Linked DNA regions of Mus musculus: region 2 is linked to region 1. Evidence: chromatin loops called from intact Hi-C (ENCODE). Cell type or tissue: left cerebral cortex. All regions are shown on one strand.

What was found. Hi-C counts contacts between places; a loop is a spot of excess contacts. Peaks named below come from ENCODE experiments on the same cell type or tissue, not always from the same donor. Only the 100,000 strongest peaks of a DNase experiment are listed, where the experiment ranks them.
Region 2: a loop joins it to region 1, with 20 times the contacts of the local background. A loop is called at or near these places in 7 of 42 quality-filtered maps.

Annotation. Positions count from the first base shown.
Region 1 is chr10:40,646,726-40,654,725 of GRCm38, forward strand. It overlaps Ddo (D-aspartate oxidase), which reads left to right. Exons shown (of 5, transcript NM_027442.5): 5 at 749-3,206. The coding sequence ends at 1,316. Among named protein-coding and RNA genes, the nearest start is that of Ddo, 21 kb to the left of the region's middle. In left cerebral cortex, a CTCF peak has its summit at 3,118 (motif pointing right); DNase peaks (open chromatin) are centred at 1,661, 3,058, 4,076, 5,151 and 1 more place; H3K27ac peaks cover 2,874 bases.
Region 2 is chr10:40,968,049-40,976,048 of GRCm38, forward strand. No RefSeq gene overlaps it. Among named protein-coding and RNA genes, the nearest start is that of Gm48057, 63 kb to the right of the region's middle. In left cerebral cortex, a CTCF peak has its summit at 3,109 (motif pointing left); DNase peaks (open chromatin) are centred at 1,568, 2,180, 3,071 and 3,395; H3K4me3 peaks cover 677 bases; H3K27ac peaks cover 362 bases.

The DNA of each region.
Region 1 (8,000 bases):
AGGAGCAGAAGGAGGAGCAGGAGCAGGAGCAGGAGCGCAGGAGCAGGAGCAGGAGCAGGAGCAGGAGCAGGAGCAGGAGCAGGAGCAGGAGGAGCAGGAGGAGGAGGAGCAGGAGCAGGAGCAGGAGCGCAGGAGCAGGAGCAGGAGCAGCAGGAGCAGGAGCAGGAGCAGCAGGAGCAGGAGCAGGAGGAGCAGGAGGAGGAGCAGGAGCAGGAGCAGGAGCGCAGGAGCAGGAGCAGGAGCAGGAGCAGGAGGAGCAGGAGGAGGAGGAGCAGGAGGAGGAGGAGGAGCAGGAGGAGAAGCAGGAGGAGGAGGAGGAGCAGGAGGAGGAGGAGCAGGAGCAGGAGCAGGAGCAGGAGCAGGAGCAGGAGCAGGAGCAGGAGCAGGAGCAGGAGCAGGAGCAGGAGCAGGAGCAGGAGCAGGAGCAGGAGCAGGAGCAGGAGCAGGAGCAGGAGCATCTGAGCAAGGAGTGCTTGGGTGTTTAAAGCACAGCTCAATTTGGTATTTGTTTTGCATCTAGATAAAGGAACTCTGTGGAATATTAGAGGAACAATTTGTGATTTTTCTTTGGTTTGGATTTCCAAAGATTAACCACAGGAATCTCTACTGGCCAAGCACAGAGCCCGACTTTGATGCGATGCGGGTGAACCCTCAAAGCGCCCGAAAGCCTTTTGTTCCAGTCACCCTTCATTTCTGGGAAGTGGGTGAGCGGTGGCTACCAAGGCTCACCCCAGTCTCTCTTTCCCAGGATAAAGGGGAGTGGAGGTCTGCTACTCACCAGGAGAATAGAAGACCTGTGGGAGCTGCAGCCATCTTTTGATATCGTGGTCAATTGCTCAGGCCTGGGAAGCCGGCGACTTGTAGGTGACCCCATGATTTCCCCGGTAAGGGGCCAGGTGCTCCAGGCACGGGCCCCCTGGGTGAAGCATTTCATCCGAGATGGGGGCGGGCTGACTTATGTTTACCCTGGTATGTCCTATGTAACCCTGGGAGGAACTAGACAGAAAGGAGACTGGAATCGATCCCCAGATGCAGAACTTAGCAGAGAGATTTTTTCTCGATGCTGCACTCTCGAGCCTTCCCTCCACAGAGCCTACGACATAAAAGAGAAAGTGGGGCTGAGACCCAGCAGGCCAGGTGTGCGGCTGCAGAAGGAGATCCTAGTCCGGGGACAACAGACGCTGCCTGTGGTCCACAACTACGGCCACGGGAGTGGGGGCATCTCTGTGCACTGGGGCTCTGCTCTGGAAGCCACCAGGCTGGTGATGGAGTGTATCCATACCCTCAGGACCCCTGCTTCCTTGTCGAAGCTGTAGCTGACACCAAGTAACAGCAGCTAATCCAGGTGATATGGGTCAAAGCACAATTTAAGGTCCGTAACCGGGTCTCGTAACTTTCATACTGCTTGAACGTTGAGTCTGACCTTCTTTGTTTTTACGCAATGAGTATCAGTAGACTTAGAAAGCTTGTCAGTAATGACACAGAACACAAAGCTCGGTTTTTGTCAAAATATGTGCTATTTAAAAATACTTGTTCTATGGGGTAGATTTGGGGAGGATCGAATGCTAACTTATATGAATGATGTAAGCGATAGGGAGTTCGTATTTTTGGCTCAGAAGCACATAAGCACATAAGAGAAGATTAATGTGTGAGAAATATACTTGGCTCCCTGTCAGCCCTAGAGCTGTGCATGATCCTCTCAGGTCATAGAGCCAACAGAGGAAGTTATCATCCCACTAGATGGGACCACACAGTGTGGACCCCCGGTATTTAACCGAGGGTAGGCAGCAGCAGCTTCCTCACGCCAGCTGGTATTCATGGTAGCTGACAGAGGTGGAGTTGCCCTCGAAGGCTGCGCCAGTTTTGGAGCAACTTTGTGTCTGTTTTGTTGTTTCTGGGACCAAACACCTAACAGAAACAACCTAAAGCATTGTTCATAGCTGCAGCCCATAGCGCCAGGGAGGGCCTTGTAGAACAGAGCTGTTCAACTCACATCTGCAAGAAAGCAGTGTGAACAGGTAGCAGGGCAGATGGGGTGACAGTGTCTAAGCGCTCATTCCCAGTTGTCTACTCCCCGTCCCAACTTTCCTCCTATACCTCTACCATCTCCCAACAGTTCATTTAATTCTCAAATCTGTCCATGGATTGAGTCATCGATTAGGTCATCCATATCTAGAAACACCTTCAGCCCCACCCAAAGGGCGGGCTTTACGTCTGTCTTAAGCAATCCCCTATCTTGTCAAGCTGCCAGGAGGGATTTACCATAGCAATCGTGGAGGCTGCATACTTCATTACCACAAATGATCAAGAGCTGCTGACTGCGCAGTGAATGAGCACTGTTGGAGACTGAATCGTCTATGCGACCTAGGAGCTAATTTGCTAATGGAGACGAAACAATCATTTTTTTAAATGACATACGACACAAAGTGTTCATGTCGCAAGTATTGGGGAGAAAGGGAATATGTCTTGTGATAATGTAAGTTTGAGAATTGCTGAGTTGAATAATTTTACCTGGCTCCCTAACTTCAGGCTACTCAGAACCTTTACCGTCCCGGGTTCATTGTAGGTCCTCGGGAGGGTTTTTGGCCTGGGAGAAGATTGTTCACTGAAGTAAGCAATCCTGGAGCAGGGATGTCATTACATTTTGGAGAGAAGTACTTTTTTGTTGTTGTTGTTGAATAATAAAGCCTGTTTTGAACCTCCTAGGAGTCTTACGATTGGCCATAAGTATAGGGACAGGGCTGGAGAGATGGCTCAACAATTAAGATTGCTTGTTGCTCTTCCAGCAGACAAGAGTTTGTTTCCTAGTGCCCATGAAGTGCCTACAACCTCCTGTAACTACAGCTTCAGGGTTTCCAACATACTCTTCTGGCCTTTGTAGGTACACACACACACACACACACACACACACACACACACACACAGAGGAATTAAATAAATCTTTTAAAAACATTATAAAACTTATGGACAAGAAGCTTGTGTTTGCGTTTTTGTTGAGGTTTCGTGTGCGATTTTGTTTGAAGAGAGCACTGAGCTGGGGTTTCATACCAAACAGTGTTTAATGGGCTACAAAAATTCTTGTTAAATCAAGCAGTCTCATTTCTATTAATTTTCACCAGGGGGCGATGTTGTATCAATCTCAAATAAACCAGAGCATCTGAAAATTTAGAAATGACAAGATATAAAATAAAATAAAAATAAAATAAGGAAGTGTGTGTGATCTCTTCTCTTCTCTTCTCTTCTCTTCTCTTCTCTTCTCTTCTCTTCTCTTCTCTTCTCTTCTCTTCTCTTCTCTTCCTCCTCCTCTTCTTCCTCCTCCTCCTCCTTCTCCTCTTCCTTGTTCTCTTCCTTCTTTTTCTTTTTATTGTGGAGACTAGAGTTCCTATGGCCAAAATTAAACTATTCTGAACTCTATTTAAAGTAGACAAGAAATGCCTGTATTTACATCAATTTAGAACATGTGCACTGCATGGGAAATGTAGCATGAAAAACTGGCATCTTAACATGACAAGGTAACCTTTTTAATGGTTACAAATAAAAACAAAGGGTGTCACTTGATACAGCGGGAGTCTTGTCCCTCACGGGGCAAGTCACATTTTTCATACAATGTACTTTCTCATGCTTCCCCCTTTCCTAGGCAACTCAGACTCTCCTCACTTCCCTATCCCCACACCTTTATGGTCTCTCTCAAAAAACCTAAAACACCCACAAGAACTCAAAAATGAAAAAAGTGTAACCCCCTCAAACCCCCAACAAGACAAAAAAATCCAAAAAACCCCAAAAACCTAAAATAAATGGACAAAACCAAAAAGCCCATTTAAAAAAAAAAGTAACCCAAGCAAAACTCGAAGCTACAGAATTCATTGTGTACGCCTGGGCATGCCGTGGAGTGTGGTTGATATGTGGAGTGCCACACCAATGGAGAACACTGACTTCCACTTTGCCATCAGGTGTCGACTGTAAACAGCACCTTGGGTAGGGGTGGGGACCTGGGTCTACAGCCCCTCAGTGCTGGGACACCATGTGGCTCGAACGTGCTTTAAATGTCTCCTCATCCGGTTCTTGCACCATGTGGATGCCCAGCCTCTGCATTTTGCATCTCAAGTCTCCCACACTCCATGACCTCTTCCTGTTTGCCATTCTGGCTCAGTTTCACACCCATTTTATATCTCTAAAGCTCCACACTGTAAGACTGAAAGATCAGAGGCGTCCTGGCTACCTGCCCCGATTTCATTGTCACTAATTGCTGAAGGCTTCCTTGGTATTTCTCAAAGGATATTATTCATGTTGGTCATGAGCTGCCCTTCTGGGCTGCATCTTAAGATCACATAGGGAGTTAAGGGTGGGGGTGGGGGTGGGGGTGGATCCTGTTGCTCAGCCTTGCTCTGTTACAGCAGAATTTCGAAGACAAGGGGTGAAGGAGGAGGAGGTGCAGCGGCATTAGTGTGTGTTTAGAGCTGTCCACAGGGCTCTGACTGAGCCTTTCCCTTAGAGCTACTGCTGCTGCTATAAGCTTACCTTCCCTCCCATTCTCCCTTGCCACCATGTTGCAGAGCTGGGAGAGTGTGCTGGCTTCAGCAGGTTCATCCTTATGCACTCTGGAGAAGGCGGCCTGTGAGAATTAGCTATCTCCTGTAATGGCTCTCTAGAAATGCTGGAAATTACCTCAACAGCTGGAGGTTAGCTGCTGAGAGACAGCGCCTGTCTGAAAGATGAGAGGTAGACTATACACATGGACAACAGCCTGCACACGTAAGACAACAGAGGTCTGAGCCATGACCTGCAGCCTTCTGTCCAGGGAATCATCCCCCAAGATGCAGCACAGGAAACCAGCCTGCTGTGTGTCAGACTTGCATGGCTCCAATCCAGAAACCTAAACAATACTTCTGTAAGGATTGACACAAAATGCTCAGAGCATGATTGATAACCAAGATCTTCCTTAATTTTGTCTTTCCTTCTAAATTTGGATCAACCCAAGGAATCAAAATATGCACCACTATCCAGTGATTGTGGATGTCTGTCTTTGTGGGCCTGCTTGCCGTTTCCCATGTGGAAGGTCTCCAATCAGCACATTACTGATGCCTTCCCCCTCTTCTATTCCAAAGCTTTCTAACTCCTCTGCCTTCTTTGAGTACCTGCCAAATGCAAGGGATTCAGGCCGACTCCCACACAAGCATTAAAGAACTAGCCCTCATTTTTCTTTTGGCTGGTATATTAGTCAGCATTCTTCAAAGAAATAAAGCCAACATACAGCTCTATAGAGATTTATCATAAGGGGGCCATGACAGATCATGTGATCATGGAGGCTGAGCAGATGGCTCTAAGATCTCCATTTTGCAGATGATGGAACTCTCCACCTTCATCCAGGAAAGCAAGTGGTTCAGCTCTAGTCCAGGCCTGAAGCCTGAGAACCAGGGCAGCTCCAGTCTGGGTGTGAAGGTCAGGAGACAGCCCAGTTCCGGCAGAGAAGAGATTCATCCCCCCCACCCCCCCTTCCATCCATTCAGGCCTGCACTGGCTGTCTCATGCCACACTTCAGAACTCAGTCATCATCTCTGGTCAGTAAAATAGCTCAGTGGATAAAAGCATTTGCCACTCAAACCTGACTGTGGGTCAGAGAACCGTGGTACCAGAAGGAGCAGGCCTGGAGCAAGAGTGGAGTCAAAGCCTGTCCAAACCCTGAAAATCTCATCCCGAAACTGACAGGAGTAGGATCTCTCCCACTCCATTCCTGGGCCTACATGTCCTGGCATATGTAGTCCTGTGCCCCCATCTCCACCCCCATCTTTGCCCCACTTAGCCTGGCAAACTTCCTTTTGTCTTATAAGGTCATGTATTCCTCTTTGTGCAAATGAGGCATTTCCAGAACCCTGGCTCTGACCAATGATATACATATGCCTATAGCCCCTACCCACCCCCAAAGGTTTAAATAGCCTTTGCTCCCCCAATCAACGGAAACAGTTCTCTGAAGCTGTTCCCGCATGTGCGTGTTCTTTGCACACTTGCAGTTGATCAAGATACTGCCTGCACGTACCCAGGTCCTTCTGAGCTTCTCTTCCTCCAATTCAGCCTGATGCACCACAGGCTTCGCTACCCTGAGGGGGAGAAGCAGACAGGGGCCAGCACCTGACAACCGAAGTTCATCTTCCAGGACCCACAGCAGAACCCACAGTAGAAGGAGGGAACTAAATCAAAGGCTCATCTCTTCTGGAGACATTCCCATATCCACACCCATGTCCACATTCGACCAGCTATTTGGGTGCTTGTAACCCAGGCAATTAGCACATGAAATAAACCACCCATAACTGGTCTTTATTTCTAAGAAGATTTCACTTTATGTAAGTAGGATTTTTTACTGGAAATTGCTGCTGTCTGAGAATGGGACACCTGTTTTACTTCTCTGTTTCCAATTTTGGAACACCATTTATGATTTTTTTTTTTGGTGCTTTTTAGACACAGAGGACAACTGATTTCTCTCTTAAATCCCTGCTTTCAAGTGTGGGGCCTTTGTGGCTGAGTGTGTGCCTGCTGTGCTGTGACCTGGGGAACACAGCTACTTTGAGACACTGTCATTGTCAGCATGGCGCTTCTGTGGACAAAGGTTATGTTGAGAGTTTGGGATTTTATTCACTTGGAAAGAAAAGATGTTGAACAGAAAGACCACAGCCCAGCTGTGTGTAATGTATAGAAGATAAGCTATTTTAAAATGACACATATTCCTATTACAGAATAGATGCATTCAGATGAGCTCTCTTTCTCTCTCTCTCTCTCCTCTCTCTCTTTCTGCTTCCCCTTCCCTAACTCTTTGCCTCTTTCCCTTTTCTTTCCTTCCTTCCTTCCTTCCTTCCTTCCTTCTCCTTTCCTCTCCCTAACCCTTTTCTCTTCTTTTCCTCCTCCCCCCCCCCCCCCTTTATCAAGACAGGAACTCACTATGTAGTTCTGGTTGTCCTGGATGTTACCATGTAGACCAAGCTGGCCTTGCACTCACAGAGATACTCTGCCTCTGCCCCTGCCCCTGCCCCTGCCCCTGCCCCTGCCTCTGCCTGTCTCTCTGTTTCCTGAGTATGGGGATTAAAGGCGTGCATCACTATACTCAGCCTTTCCTACAGGGTCTGTAGCAGCCCAGGCTGGCCACAAACACCAATTGATATTTAAGCCAATTTTTCTCAGTCAATTAATAGTTTTTAGAAATAATGGAGAACAGTAGCGCCCTGCCTGCTGGGAGTTGTAGTTCTTACAAACCTGCCACAGTCTCTGCTAATGTCAAAGGTTTGAAATGAACACAGCTTTTCTAGTATTTCCTTCCTCAATCTCTCTCATCTTTCTTCTTGAATGTGTGACGGATGGAGATACTTTTGAAGCCTTTTTCCTCAGGATATCACTCACCGGAGAAAAGCGGATTGAGATGTTTAAATGGTATCTTTCTTCTTGAAAAATCTCAGCAGTTTGCTGCCAGACCTGGGGGTTTTATTATCCTAAGTGACTTTGCTGTCTATAAATCACAGCCCTAAGTAGCCAAGGGAACACGTTAACCAGATCCCTTAAAAATATAACAGAGGCTTTCTCAATTGTTAGTGGAGCAATTGACTTCCTCAGCTCAGGGCACCTGATGACCTGGCCCGGAGCCAGCTGCTCACAGCCTTCACCCTGGAACTGAACTTACCTTGGCTTATATTGTATGGCATCAACCCACTCCCAGTTTTGTGATGGGCCTTAGTATTTCTCTTCACTCAGACCCAGGTTATCTGGCATCATGTACATCTTCTGAGTGCTTAGCTGGCTCTGCCCAGGCCCCTTTCTGGATCCCTGCAGGGATCAGCTCAGCCATCTCACCCATGTCCTGGGCTTTTTTGTGAGAACAAGAACATTAGATATAGGTTCAGTTGCAAGGAATAGAAAGTCCCCAAATATTTGCATAAATTAGCATGAAGGAAGCCAGGAAGTGGGCTGGTTAGGGCTGTAATCACCAGTGGCCCAAGCACCTTGGATATGGTCCTGTG
Region 2 (8,000 bases), 320 kb after region 1:
GAGAATTCACTTGACGACATTATCAAGTTGTGAGGAGACTCCATATTGCTTCTGCCTGTGCCTGTAAGTGTAACAGACAAATCACACCTTCTTGGCTGCAGCCTCTCGTCTGTACTGAGGGAAGGTGCTCCGTGGGTCTGTGGGAGCCTCTCCTGTCCATGGTTCATGGAGAGAGTGCCCCTCTCCCCCATGATGATCAGCAGGACGGGTCCAGGATCACAGGATGGCAAAACATCGCGTCCAGCTCTGCTGCTCACCTGCTCCGTGAGACCCTGGACAAAGTTCAACCTCTCTATGCCTTTGTGTCTTCTTCTGAGCAATCAGGATAACAGCAGGCCTACTTCGTCATGGTGCTATGTGGATTTAATGAGAAGTAAGTAAATTGCATAATGCCTCAGAGCTAAAGGATTGTTTCTGTGATGGCGTGCTTCTCTGTGTGATCAGACACCACAGAGAAAAGTGCAGACCATCTAGATCCATTCTCTGGCACTGAACTGTGGCTAGAGAGCTTAAGAGGTGAGTTAAATGGCTCCTAGGGTCGTGCTTTCTGTGTTGGAGACTGGAACATTAGACTATGTATCCTGGCCGCACAGCGCAGCCTCCCAGACTCCATCTGGCAAAAGTTCAAGCATCACTAATGCTCATGTGCCATCATCAACGTAGTTGTTAAAATTCTGTGATGATATAGAGGGAATCTGCTCCAACAATGGCACGGCAAATTCCTGTCAGACTGTCCTGCAAAGGGAAGTGGGTAAGCCTGGAACAGGTGAGCCCACAGGACGTGGGTTGGGAGGAACTGTTCCCATAAATGCTCCTAGGAGAGGAACGGGGATGGAGAGTCTCTGCCGAGTCCTCCAGTATCCTCAAGGAAAAGTCTGTCTGGTGGGGCAGGATCCTACAGTCCTTCTCCAGCCCCCTCTTAGCTAAAATTCTGAAATCTCTTATATCAGAGTCCTGAGATACAGTGCCATGCGTTAACTAAATGTTCTCAATTTTCTAGCACAGTGATTTTTTTTTTTCTACTACCTGATTTTTTTTAAGAATCATTTAGCATTAAACCCAAAAGTTTAAAACTCACAGAACTGGACACAGGCAACATGTTACACAAATGTGTATTTTATTTTCCTGTGTGTGTGCATGTGTTTAGGCAACATTTATAAATATTGACTCATCTTTCACCAGGTGCCAGGCACTGTAGCATTCTGTGTCCTGAGGGAAAGAAAAACACTGGACAAAAAAGAAAAGAAAATCCGTTTTTTAGGAGCTTCACATTTTTCTGAGGAAGACAAATTGCCTATGACACAAATAGTGATGAGTGTAGCAAAGAAAAACCCCACCATGCAGGAGCAGGATGCAGTGGGCACCTTGTTCAGATAGGCACGGGCTGTCTGTAGGGAGCCGACAGAGCCTTGGGCAGAGGGATTCCAGTGTGCAGCTTGGAGCCACATTCAAGAGAGAAAACGAATTTCCCTGCAGACCAAGGCGGGCAACGGGTGGGGGTGGGGCAGGCAGGAGCAGCTGATCCCGCTGGGCGCTGGGCTCAGAGAGGCGGGCACTCTGGCTTTCTTCCTGGTGTGACTCTGGGAGGGCTTGAGTACAACAGCGGTAGGATGTGGTGGTATGCCTGTTGTTAAAGATTGTAGCTGCCTCACGGAGAAAACACTGCAAGAAAGGAGGGCGGAGGCTGGAAACTCAAAAGACTACTAGAGCTGGCAATTTGGAGACTTGGACAGAAGAGGGGTTATCGGGGCTCATATGCAGGGGTGCACTTTGATGTGGTCGCCCACTCATTAAGAGAAGACAGGGTTTACTGTGTCTGTGGTTTCGGTTAGACATCTGTGTGACTGATTTGATCACTCCAAGAGTTGCAGATATAAATAGCGGCACCATTAGCACACAGGTATAAACCCGTAACTTTAATGAGATCCAGTGGAGAGCAGGGACAGATGGAGGAGAAATGACTTGGAGACTTAGGTCTCAGAGCTGGGAAGAAGAAGGGACCTGCACAGAATAAGAGGGAGAAGAGATAGAGGAGGGGAGGGGGAGGGGGAGGGAAGGGGAAGGGAGGGAGAGGGAGAGGGAGAGAGAGAGGGAGAGGGAGAGAGAGAGAAGCAGTCAAGAGGAGGGGCTGCATCAAGACTGGGTGAGAGAGAACTAGGTGAGGACAGTTGACCAAACCTCATTTGTGCACAAAACAGCAGATACCACTCTCTGTAGTACACTTGCCTGCTGCCTGCTCCTGGGATCTGAAGCTGAAAGCTCTCCTGGCATGGGAGCCTTTGTCTAAACTTAGTTGATAAGGTGTTTGCTCTAGACTTTCTTTCTTCTTCCTCCTCCTCTTCTTCTTCCTCTTTCTTCTTCTTCTTCTTCTTCTTCTTCTTCTTCTTCTTCTTCTTCTTCTTCTTCTTCTTCTTCTTCTCCTCCTCCTCCTCCTCCTCCTCCTCCTCCTCCTCCTCCTCCTCCTCCTCCTTTAAGATTTTTGTATTGATTTATTTAATATATGTTAGTACACTCTCACTGTGTTCAGATCCACCAGAAAAGGGCATCAGATCCCAATACAGATGGTTGTGAGCCACCACATTGTTGCTGGGAATTGAACTCTAGGGAGAGCGGTCAGTGCTCTTAACCACTGAACCATCTTTCCAGCCCGCTCCAGACTTTCTAACCGTGATATGAAGGGCTTAATGAGATAGACTGGGCTCACCCTATGGGATCGACTCTTTTGTTTGTATGGGACAGTCCATTTTATTTAAGAGGAAAACATGGCATAAGAACAGAATCTGATCATGGTAGAGTTCAGTGTAAATTCCAGCCATTTCCCTGAGGGCTTATCCAGAAGCCTGACAGGAAGGCCTGGCCCTGCCTGCGTCCCCTTGGTTGCCCTGGCTCTGTATGCTTGTACCCTGATCGTTATCCGGATCCCATGCCAGCTTATGTTGGAATGACTGCAGCTGGGCTATTGTAGAATTCTCCCTCTGTTCGTGTGGGTGGGAAATCCATTCTTGATGTGCGCCCTTCCTCTGCTGTCCTTATTCATAGCTTGCTTCTTCCCAGACCCGCAGAGCTCAGGAGTTTCAGGAGGATTACTTGGCTTCGTGTGCCCTCTTGTGTGCTGGCCCGATGCCTCTCTTGAATAGCTTTGCCCTCCCTGCCATGTGACAGTGGGAAGACTTCAGGGCCTACCTGATATTTTTTGGCAGGGAAAGAACAACTTCTAAAGCATGTTGCTATAGTTACCGAGTCTCCCCCCCCCCCCCATAGCACAGCAGCCACTGACTCTGTGCTACTTTGTGTAGCTCTAGAAAATATTCTCCCCCCCCCCTTTTTTTTTCTTTTAATCACTTCATGCCCACTTCTGCGTGGGTTACACAGAGAATGAGAAACACAAAGACTCTATTATAGGAGCACACCCACCCACCCACGCACAGAATCATACATGCACATTTCAAGTTTGACATGCCTGAAATCACAGATGTCTCTTAAGTAGAATTTTGTCCCCGGGACCCACTTCAGGAGACTTGCTATAGTGACGGCAAATGTATAGGAGACATTTCTGTCCACTTCAGGAAGGTGTTTGTAGCTATTTCTGGACACAAATTAGGCACATGGACCCTCCCCCCAATCCTTTTAAGTAATTACTTGTTCTATCTGTAGGGGGAAAATAGATTCGTCTGTGAACTCTTGTAAAAGTTAAAGCTTCAAATCAGCCTCGTTGGGGTTTTCCTATTGTTTATGTGGATGACTATAATTACTAGAAATGGTGACATTTAGAGCCTAGTTCGAGTTCCTGTCTTATTGGATAAGCACAAGTGTTCCAAGCAGACACTCAGAAGGCAGTAACAAGGTGGGTTATGCACATCGTGTGCACATAGGTCCTCTTCTCCTCACCCCCCTTTCACAGAAACACACAACACAAGCTGGATGACAGAATAACGAAGGATGTGGGTGTAAACATATATCTCCCTCCCCTCCTCTGGCTTCCAGATCCCCCCGGGGCCCCAGGTGTTGAAGCTCCACTCTGCCTTTCTCCCATGCTGCAGTGGGGCTATGGGGAGCTGTGGGGGGCTGTTGGTGGCCACACTGGCTCTTTGGCTCCCATCACTAATGTACTCTGTTGGGGATTTCTTCCTCTATATGAAGCCGTTGGTCTTACTGTCAAAGAAAGGGACCTTTCTCTCTGCAGCCACCAGTGAAGAATACTAAGCTGCACTGGCCATAGGGAAGGGCTCAGTTTCAGCCGGGCATGCATAGTTCTCTTCCATAGATGGGCTTCTGGGCCTGATGGCTGGGCTCCCACCTATTGGTTCTTCCTGTGCACTGAACTTCTAAGCCAGTTTCAAGTAGATCCAAGCAAGCTGGGGCAGCCACCAGCAGGGAGCAAAGGTGGTTAGCACAATGCAAGTAAGAGCCTACAACACAGGGAAGTTCTCAGTGTGGGTTAGCTCTCTCCCCAGCCTTTCCACTACTGTGGGCTGGGGCAGTCCAGGCAGAAAAAAGCTTTGTCTGCTTCTCCTCAAGGCAGCCCTTGGGTGCCCTCCCTAAGCTGCTCACTAGGCTGCTTGCAGATAATTCTACCCTCAGCCTCAGGGGCCCAGTGTGAGGCAGAGCTCAAAGCACTTCAACCTCCCAGAAGAGTTGGACAGTGGGGTAGAAGAAATTATTCTTAATTCTCTCTCCTGACACAGTTCCTCTCTCCCTAGCTTGAGCCTGAAGCAGCTGCTGCAACTGTGTCGCCAGTGGCTTCCCTCATAATTGTTCTTAGAGACCCTGGACTGTGCCACCTGGTTGTCAACCTGAAAATCATGGTTTTGTGTAGGGGGAGGCGTGGATTCCCTAATTGGTTCTTGATTATGTCAATAAAGAAGGTGAGAGCCAATTACTGGGCAAAGGGTAAAGGTGGGATTTCTGGGTCCTAGGAGGAAGAGAAGAGATGAAAGGAAGAAGATAAGAACTTTCACCAGGCGTTGGAAGAAGAAGCAAGAAAGAACCATGCAAGGCTTTGGGGCATGTAGGGCATGCAGCCTCCTCCTCCCACAGGGACCCAAGGAGGTTGGCAGGGGCCAAGGAGGTTGGCAAGAGCTAGCTGTTAACTGATAAGATTAGGACAGAAGATTCTTTGCCCAGTAGTTGCGTTATCTGGCTAGTTTTATTTATTTATTTTTATTAGGTATTTTCCTCATTTACATTTCCAATGCTATCCCAAAAGTCCCCCATACCCTCCCACCCACCCACCCCCACTTTTTGGCCCTGGTGTTCCCCTGTACTGGGACATATAAAGTTTGCAAGTCCAATGGGCCTCTCTTTCCAGTGATGGCCTACTAGGCCATCTTTTGATACATATGCATCTAGAGTCAAGAGCTCCGGGGTACTGGTTAGTTCATAATGTTGTTCCACCTATAGGATTGCAGTTCCCTTTAGCTCCTTGGGTACTTTCTCTAGCTCCTCCATTGGGGGCCCTGTGATCCATCCAATAGCTGACTGTGAGCATCCACTTCTGTGTTTGCTAGGCCCCGGCATAGTCTCACAAGAGACAGCTATATCTGGGTCCTTTCAGCAAAATCTTGCTGGCGAATGCAATGGTGTCAGCGTTTGGAAGCTGATTATGGGATGGATCCCTGGATATGGCAGTCTCTAGATGGTCCATCCTTTTGTCTCAGCTCCAGACTTTGTCTCTGTAACTCCTTCCATGGGTGTTTTTTTCCCAATTCTGAGAAGCAGTACAGTGTCCATACTTTGGTCTTCGTTCTTCTTGAGTTTCATGCATTTAGCAAATTGTATCTTATATCTTGGGTATCTTAAGTTTCTGGGCTAATATCCACTTATCAGTGAGTACATATTGTGTGAGTTCCTTTGTGATTGTGTTACCTCACTCAGGATGATGCCCTCCAGGTCCATCCATTTGCCTAGGAATTTCATAAATTCATTCTTTTTAATAGTTGAGTAGTACTCCATTGTGTAAATGTACCACATTTTCTGTATCCATTCCTCTGTTGAGGGGCATCTGTGTTCTTTTCAGCTTCTGGCTATTATAAATAAGGCTGCTATGAACATAGTAGAGCATGTGTCCTTCTTACCGGTTGGGACATCTTCTGGATATATGCCCAGGAGAGGTATTGCTGGATCCTCTGGTAGTACTATGTCCAATTTTCTGAGGAAGCGGCAGACTGATTTCCAGAGTGGTTGTACAAGCCTGCAATCCCACCAACAATGGAGGAGTGTTCCTCTTTCTCCACATCCTCGCCAGCATCTGCTGTCACCTGAATTTTTGATCTTAGCCATTCTGTCTGGTGTGAGATGGAATCTCAGGGTTGTTTTGAGTTACATTTCCCTCATGATTAAGGATGCTGAACATTTTTTTTCAGGTGCTTCTCAGCCATTCTGTATTCCTCAGGTGAGAATTCTTTGTTTAGCTCTGAGCCCCATTTTTAATGGGGTTATTTGATTTTCTGGAGTCTACCTTATTGAGTTCTTCATACATATTGGATATTAGTCCCCTATCTGATTTAGGATAGGTAAAGATCCTTTCCCAATCTGTTGGTGGCCTTTTTGTCTTATTGATGGTGTCTTTTGCCTTGCAGAAGCTTTGCAATTTTATGAGGTCCCATTTGTCTATTCTCGATCTTACAGCACAAGCCATTGTTGTCCTATTCAGGAATTTTTCCCCTGTACCCATATCTTCGAGGCTTTTCCCTAATTTCTCCTCTATAAGTTTCAGTGTCTCTGGTTTTATGTGGAGTTCCTTAATCCACTTAGATTTGACCTTAGTACAAGGAGATAGGAATGGATCAATTTGCATTTTTCTACATGATAACAACTAGTTGTGCCAGCACCATTTGTTGAAAATGCTGTCTTTTTTCCACTGGATGGTTTTAGCTCCCTTGTCAAAGATCAAGTGACCATAGGTGTGTGGATTCATCTCAGGGTCTTCAATTTTGTTCCATTGGTCTACTTGTCTGTTGCTATACCAGTACTATGCAGTTCTTATCACAATTGCTCTGTAGTACATCTTTAGGTCAGGCATGGTGATTCCACCAGAGGCTCTTTTATCCTTGAGAAGAGCTTTTGCTATCCTAGGTTTTTTGTTATCCCATATGAATTTGCAGATTGTCCTTTCTAATTCTTTGAAGAATTGAGTTGGAATTTTGATGGGGATTGCATTGAATCTGTAGATTGCTTTTGGCAAGATAGCCATTTTTACTATATTGATCCTGCCAATCCATGAGCATGGGAGATCTTTCCATCTTCTGAGATCTTCTTTAATTTCTTTCTTCAGAGACTTGAAGTTCTTATCATACAGATCTTTCACTTCCTTAGTTAGAGTCACTCCAAGGTATTTTATATTATTTGTGACTTTTGAGAAGGGTGTTGTTTCCATAATTTCTTTCTCAGCCTGTTTATTCTTTGTGTATAGAAAGGCCATTGACTTGTTTGAGTTAATTTTATATCCAGCTACTTCACTGAAGCTGTTTATCAGGCTTAGGAGTTCTCTGGTGGAATTTTTAGGGTCACTTATATATACTATCATATCATCTGCAAAAAGTGATATTTTGACTTCTTCCTTTCTAATTTGTATCCCCTTGATCTCCTTTTGTTGTCAAATTGCTCTGGCTAGGACTTCAAGTACAATGTTGAATAGGTAGGGAGAGAGTGGACAGCCTTGTCTAGTCCCTGATTTTAGTGGGATTGCTTCCAGCTTCTCACCATTTACTTTGATGTTGGCTACTGGTTTGCTGTAGATTGCTTTTATCATGTTTAGGTATGGGCCTTGAATTCCTGATCTTTCCAAGACTTTTATCATGAATGGGTGTTGGATTTTGTCAAATGCTTTCTCCGTATCTAACGAGATGATCATGTGGTTTTTGTCTTTGAGTTTGTTTATATACTGGATTACGTTGATGGATTTCCGTATATTGAACCATCCCTGCATCCCTGGAATAAAACCTACTTGGTCAGGATGGATGATTGCTTTAATGTGTTCTTGGATTCGGTTAGGGAGAACT